2 separate regions of the Homo sapiens genome follow, and region 1 is linked to region 2. A link is a contact called in ENCODE Hi-C or POLR2A ChIA-PET data. All regions are on one chromosome and are shown on one strand. Each heading gives the region's core, a stretch centred on a gene start or an enhancer-like site at or near the end of the contact. The rest is flanking DNA. Distances are from core to core; before and after follow the strand shown.

Evidence for each region. A loop is a pair of places that touch in the nucleus more often than their neighbours do. ChIA-PET counts read pairs that join two places held with the same protein, here RNA polymerase II (POLR2A). Pooled maps may share reads with other maps.
Region 1: a loop to region 2 is called in a map of PC-3, with 3 times the contacts of the local background. The contact joins two enhancer-like sites. A Hi-C loop is called at or near these places in 23 of 168 maps with a recorded cell type or tissue (A673, Caco-2, Calu3 and 15 more) and 5 of 50 pooled maps. POLR2A ChIA-PET finds 5 or more read pairs at or near these places in 4 of 52 experiments (MCF 10A, Panc1, WTC11 and 1 more).

The regions. Positions count from the first base shown.
Region 1 is chr22:35,765,961-35,768,910 of GRCh38, reverse strand. RBFOX2 (RNA binding fox-1 homolog 2) reads left to right here. Exons shown (of 14, transcript NM_001349999.2): 6 at 562-654. Among named protein-coding and RNA genes, the nearest start is that of APOL5, 50 kb to the right of the region's middle. Within about 2 kb of position 1,515, at least 4 of the 41 ENCODE cell types and tissues checked have a DNase peak (open chromatin) inside an H3K27ac peak, as active enhancers do; they include PC-3, endothelial cell of umbilical vein and gastrocnemius medialis, where a contact is called at or near this core.
Region 2 is chr22:35,834,549-35,837,644 of GRCh38, reverse strand. All of the region lies in intron 2 of RBFOX2 (RNA binding fox-1 homolog 2), which reads left to right. Among named protein-coding and RNA genes, the nearest start is that of APOL5, 120 kb to the right of the region's middle. Within about 2 kb of position 1,629, at least 27 of the 41 ENCODE cell types and tissues checked have a DNase peak (open chromatin) inside an H3K27ac peak, as active enhancers do; they include PC-3, endothelial cell of umbilical vein and gastrocnemius medialis, where a contact is called at or near this core.

The DNA of each region.
Region 1 (2,950 bases), core at 266-2,765, 69 kb after region 2:
AGGAATTAATAGTGATAAAAGCAACAGGCAACGTGGGGCTAAAATGATTAGACCTACTTTAAAAAAAATCTCATTATGCAATGTTGAACCTGAATGTCAGATTTCATGTAGCAGTTACTGGAAAATAATAGATTTGGGATGTCAGAGAGTCAATTTAATTAAGTCTTTTTTAGTATTACATAAAGGGGCATGTATATTAAATTAATAACATGAATTGAGAGAGAAAGGTAGGGCATTAAAAAATCTTCAGATTTTTGGTTGAATAGTTTGACCCGAGTAACTCTGTACCTTAATTTTGGTCTGGCCTCATATGCTTTATGTTTTATTTTATTATTGTTACATTGCTGTTAATTATTATTATTATTACAGTTCTTTATTCTTTTATTGGATTTAATTTCCCTTTACAAATATGCATGGACCAAAAATGTGACTTTGGGAGATTATTGCTGAGTTGTTGCTGATGTCAGTTTCATACTATGATATTTTTTCTCTATTTACCAAGAGATCAGTATTTCAATATAACGATGTGCATGTTTTCCCCCCTTCTCCCGCTGCATGCAGGGATTCGGGTTCGTAACTTTCGAGAATAGTGCTGATGCAGACAGGGCCAGGGAGAAATTACACGGCACCGTGGTAGAGGGCCGTAAAATCGAGGTGCATGTCTTTAATAATTCAATTTCTGGTTTATATTTTTATTTCTCTTTTTTCGTGTTGCCTCACTTAGTTCACATTTGGAACCCTGTCTTATGTGTGCGTGTGCACATGTATGTGTGTTTGTATCTCTGTCTTCTTCACCTTCTTGCACTAAAATGTATAAAAGTAACACTTCTATCTGCCTCCCTCCTCATTTATTGGTTGTTTGGGGGTTTTAATTTTGACTGTGTGTGTGTGCGTGTGTGTGTGTTTGTTTTTCATTTATGTTTTTCCTTCAAAATGTTGATCTTTCTGCTCTCTTGATTTTTTTCCTTTGCTTCAGTTTGCAATACTCTGAATTCCTGTGATCAGGCCTAAGCAAAACTAATGTTAAATTGTCTAAAAACTATCCAGTTTATAACACTGTGTTCTATAATGAATCAAGGGGCCAGCCAATATCCTCTCTCTTGGGAGGCCAGTTCGCCTCTTTGTGCACATGATAAGCACGAAATAGAAGATTCTAGAGATTGTGGGGAGGGAGGAAATAATCCAAAACTCGTGTAGTTTTTAAATATATCTAATACCAAGAATTTTGGTATCTAAATTTTTATGGATAAAATTCTTAAACAGAGGGTATGATGGCTGGCTGGCGAATGTACTGTGATTATGACCAAGTCTACCGCCTGGTATTCACCAGCCCTTTTTGATAACACATCGAAGGTTAACTGGCTCCTTTCCCCTTTCCCAATTTTTTAAAGTATTAAATGTAAAAGCCACCATTTTGAGTAAGATGTCTGCATATTTTGCTTTTTTTCCCCTCCTTTCCAATGGTTTAGCATTTAGGGCCCTTCACTTGACTCACTCTTTCCATGGTAACTATACACAATGCTGGCGATGGTGCCCGTTGGCGGTAAGTGAACAAAAGCACTAGAGAAGAAGCTTTTAAAAATGTAATTACAAAACAATTAAATAAGAAAGAAAAAGTCCATCTGCCATCTCACATTAACACTACAAAATGTGATTTGACTTGTTGTTCCTCTTCCTTTTCCTTTCCCCCTTTTATTTTCAATGCTGTTGAGTAATGCCGCCTGGATTTTGGATGTACATATTGTTTTGTAGCGGTCTGAGCTGTTTGATTACTGACTTCATGGTGATTTTTTTCCCCTTGCACATCTTACTCAGAGTTACTGAACTCCAGTTTGGCTGGTTTTATTAATGCACTTCCTGCCCCTACATCCTTCCCTACTTTTCCTGTTTCCCAAACCCCCGTTTGTAGCTCTGACTGTTCTTTCTTTGCCCGTTACACCCTTCCTGACTTTCTCTTTTCTTTTTCCCTACCTTACTCTCTTTTTCCGGATCCTTGTTCCTGTCCCTTTCCCTATTCTTCCTTTCCCATCCCTTCAGTTACACGCAGCTGTTGGTCTCTTTTGCTGACTGGTGGTTTCTGATTGGTTCTGGCCATTTTTCCTTTTAAGTGCTTGGTTGCTTTCTGCTCCAGCAGCTGGTTTCAGCTCTTGCTCCATTCTAATCCTTGTCTGTGAGAACCTTGCTTTTCAGTTTCTCCCCTCTTTCCAAAATTGATTGTTTTTTCTTTCTTTTATTTGTGTGTGTGTGTTTTTTAACTGCATGCTCTCAGTCTCATCATTGTTGTATCCCATTCTTTCTTTTTAAATGTGAAACGTTTATATTATTTGGTGGGCGAAGCTAGAGTAAATGGAGTTTCAAGCTCTTTCCTCATATGGGGGATTATCACTGTACAAATCTTAAAAGACATAGGAAGAGGTTTTTTTTTTAGTTCTAATTCTACCTAAAATTGGTCTTTTCATAACAAAAATTTATTACCATACAAATTGAACACAATGTAAATTTGAAGAGGCAAAAATAAGACATTTATATTTTATGCTTCTTTTTTCAATTGGCATGTTTTATGACCTGACAACACAGTATAAGTCAAGTTCTATGGTGGAGCTTTACCCTCCTTGCAAGAGCTTTGAGACTGGTTCTGTCACTGGGCTGCAGTATGCTGACATCTTAGTTCCATTCATCTTTTCTTCAGCAGCAGCATCTTTGTAACACCTACTTACTCTAGCACTGAGAATGCTTTAAAATATGCAGTTCTGTAATGAGGGTGGAGAGTACCATAAAACAAAATAAATAAACACTTTATTTTCTCAATTCTTTTAAGTGCCTACTTTAAAGGCTTTCTTAAAAGCTTTGTTCTTAAATTGATAGACCATGTAGTCTAGAAAATTCAGAATGGTCCTGAAGGCTGTCAGCAGGGGAATCTTAGGTTTCTATATTTGTTTACTTACCTCAG
Region 2 (3,096 bases), core at 380-2,879:
TTTCTGTGTTAATGTAATGTACATAGTTGTTAGTAATCTAGGGGGAAAACAATCAAAGGAAATAACCAGCTGGGCCAAGTCTTTCATTTGTCCTGTGGTTGTGTTGTGTTGTGCCTGCGTGTGTGTGTGTGTGTGCACATGTGTGTGTGTGTGTGTTTGAGCCAGACATCCAATCCCAACATTTGATAATGACCTGTCACATAAGCTTTCTCAATATAGAATGTCTATACTGGTGGTTAGGCCTGGGTTTTCAAAGTTAAACGGTTTATTACAATGTAAGAGCGATGTATGGATGTGTTTTCACTGTTTTGCTACTTAGGTTCTTTGCATCTTCAGATGATACCATCTCTGTAGTCCCCAGTTTCCATTGCTCAGCTGTTGGAAAAGGGCTTTCAGTGAATGACTTTTTCATCATACCATATTAGATCCTTGTCAGTATTTGCACAGTGTATGCGCTTTATTATTACATATGCTCTACTTTTATAGGGCCTGTTTTTGTTTTAATTATCAAACTACTCTGTCATTTATAGTAAGTAATCAGTGCTCTGCTAAAAAGCAAATGGCAATTTAATCACAAAATTCTAATATAGCCGATAGACATGCTTATGTGATACTTAAAACGTTAATTTTATCGGCTGTTCATGTGTATGTTGTAGGAGTATTTCACTGAGATCTCTTATTTTTTGGGCATATAGACCAGATTATTGCATCTCATATTTATGAAAATAGCAATATGGAATATGAAGGAAAGATAAATCATTCTTGTACTATGTGTAAAATTCGAAAAACAAAATTGCAAATGACTTCAACACTAATTAGTAAAAAATAAATGTTTAGCCAAACTCAAATTCAGTTATACTATCTATTGTTGAAAGGGAAAGTGTACTAGGCAGAGAGGAAAAGATTTTACAGTATGGATGTGAAAGAAAATTTTTGTACTCTACTATGGTATAAGACTGCCAGTTTCTGTGGAACACAAAGCCCTCCCTTTCTTGGACAGCTCAGTGCTTTGCTGGCATTTTCTTCAAAATCTGTTTTCCATCAGGACCAAGAGGAGGGAAGGTGTTAGGAATAAGGGAGGTTGGAAAGGGGGTTGCTGTTCCTTTAAATAGTGCAGTGAGTCCATGTGGCAGCAGGCCGCTCTGGAGTGTATTCTTTTGTAATGAATCACCAGTTCCATTGTCTGCTATCTCCCCTCTTTGTAGCTGGAAGGCTGAAGTCTTTCACCTGAGCTGCTGCCAGTTCGCTCTTCTGTTCCTGGGTGGTTGGGAGAAGAGAAGAGGGAGGGTATTTTATGCTTTAATTAAAGACAGATAAGAGAGCAGGTATGTTTTGCTTTGTTTCATTTTCTCTTTTCCTGTTTTTGTTTGTCTGGTTTTTGAAAGGAGTTGGAGTAGAGAATCTATTCTGTGATTTTGCTAAGCATATCCCATTTTCTTTGAATTCTGGAGGTCCTCTCAGCATTTAGTCTCCATTTTGTGGCACTGCTTTAAAGTGATTCCATTCGGTTGCCTGCCAGTCATGCTCCCTTGCCACTCGAACCTTATCCCACCCTTCATCCACGGAGCTGCAGCCACACTGTTTGTTTTGGCACACTTTCCACTTTCTATGGGCTTTGCAGGATTTGGGGAGTTGGAGGATAGGCGGGGATTGTGGGTTGGAGACTGAATTTATGTTCCTTTACAATGAAAAAAAAAAGCCTCACTTTTTCCAGAGATTTGGTTTCTTTCTGAATTCTTCTACATTGCTCCATATCTTCAGTTATAATCATTTCTTCGCTGAGGCCAAGATTGTCTCTTGAAAAGTATTGCTTTTCTAAAAATTACTTAGCTTTCTTGAAAAGATAAACAGAATTTCATAAATGAAGCTATGATGAAATCCGAGCAATCTTGACTCATTAAATTGTTTTTTCCGTCTTAGTCACCCCCTAATCACACACACTTTTCTCTTTCTTTTTTGGCCCCCTTCTCTATTTTTTCCTTTATCTTTCTCCTTAGCTTTGCAATTGAGTCTAGGTAAGCTTAATATTTGACAACCTATTACTTAAATTTGTATTGCTACAGGAGACATCTTCATATTGAACAGTAATGACATTCCTCATTCCTCTCAGTGATAAGGCATAAGCTCAAATTCCTGGTTTTGTTCCTCCAGTTTTCTGTTCTCCCCTGAGAAATTCCAAACTCTGATCTACACAGATTGCCATATGTAAACAATTTTATCTCTCTCAAATTTGAACTTTTCATCATGTAATTCCTTACCTAGGGGTTGTTTCTTGGACATCTGTTTATGGTAGACAGATAGTTTCTGGGAACCAGTCATACTAGGTGATACAGCCCCCCCTTACCCACCCTGGTCTCCTTCTGGTATACCATTCCTCTCCGGGATCTGACATTATTGGTATCCCACATGTTCCCTTCCGAAGTCATAATTCCTCACTCTTTTTTTTCAACATTTCCAAACCACTGTCAAATCTTTTTTGAACATTTCCTCCCAACATTTTGTATGTGAAATTTGCCAGGCACAAATACAAGGCTCCCCTGCAGTAAATACTTTGCTCTTTTGATTGTAGCACCTTTCTTAGTGGGCTCCAGTGTTCAACCTCTTCTAGGCAGTGAGAAATGCTGCATTCTGCCATCACAATGTATTGTGTCTATTCCCCAGACTCTTAAATGTTTCTCTATTACTATTAGAATGATTAAATTCAGGAAACTAATTCATTAGAGGTCATTGCCAGAGTGAATCATTTAAAATGCAAGTCTGATTTTGTCATTCCTGTGCTTATACCTTACAGTTGCTCCCCTTCAGTCTCTGAATAAAATCCTGTGACCCTGCATGATCAGGAACCTGGCTGTCTCTCTAGTCTCATCTCCTGCCATCCTTTTCTTTCTGTATTTCATTCTAATGACACTGGCCTCTTTGCTGTTCTCTTAACATGCCTAAGACCCTCCTGCTCAGGACCCTTCTGCTTTTCTCCCTGCCCAAAATGTCTTCCCACTGGTACCCATATGGTTTGTTCTACTCTTGAATATTTCTTCTCAAGGGCGACCTCTCCCTTAACTTTCCTAGCTAAACCAGCACTCCCTCATCACTCCTACC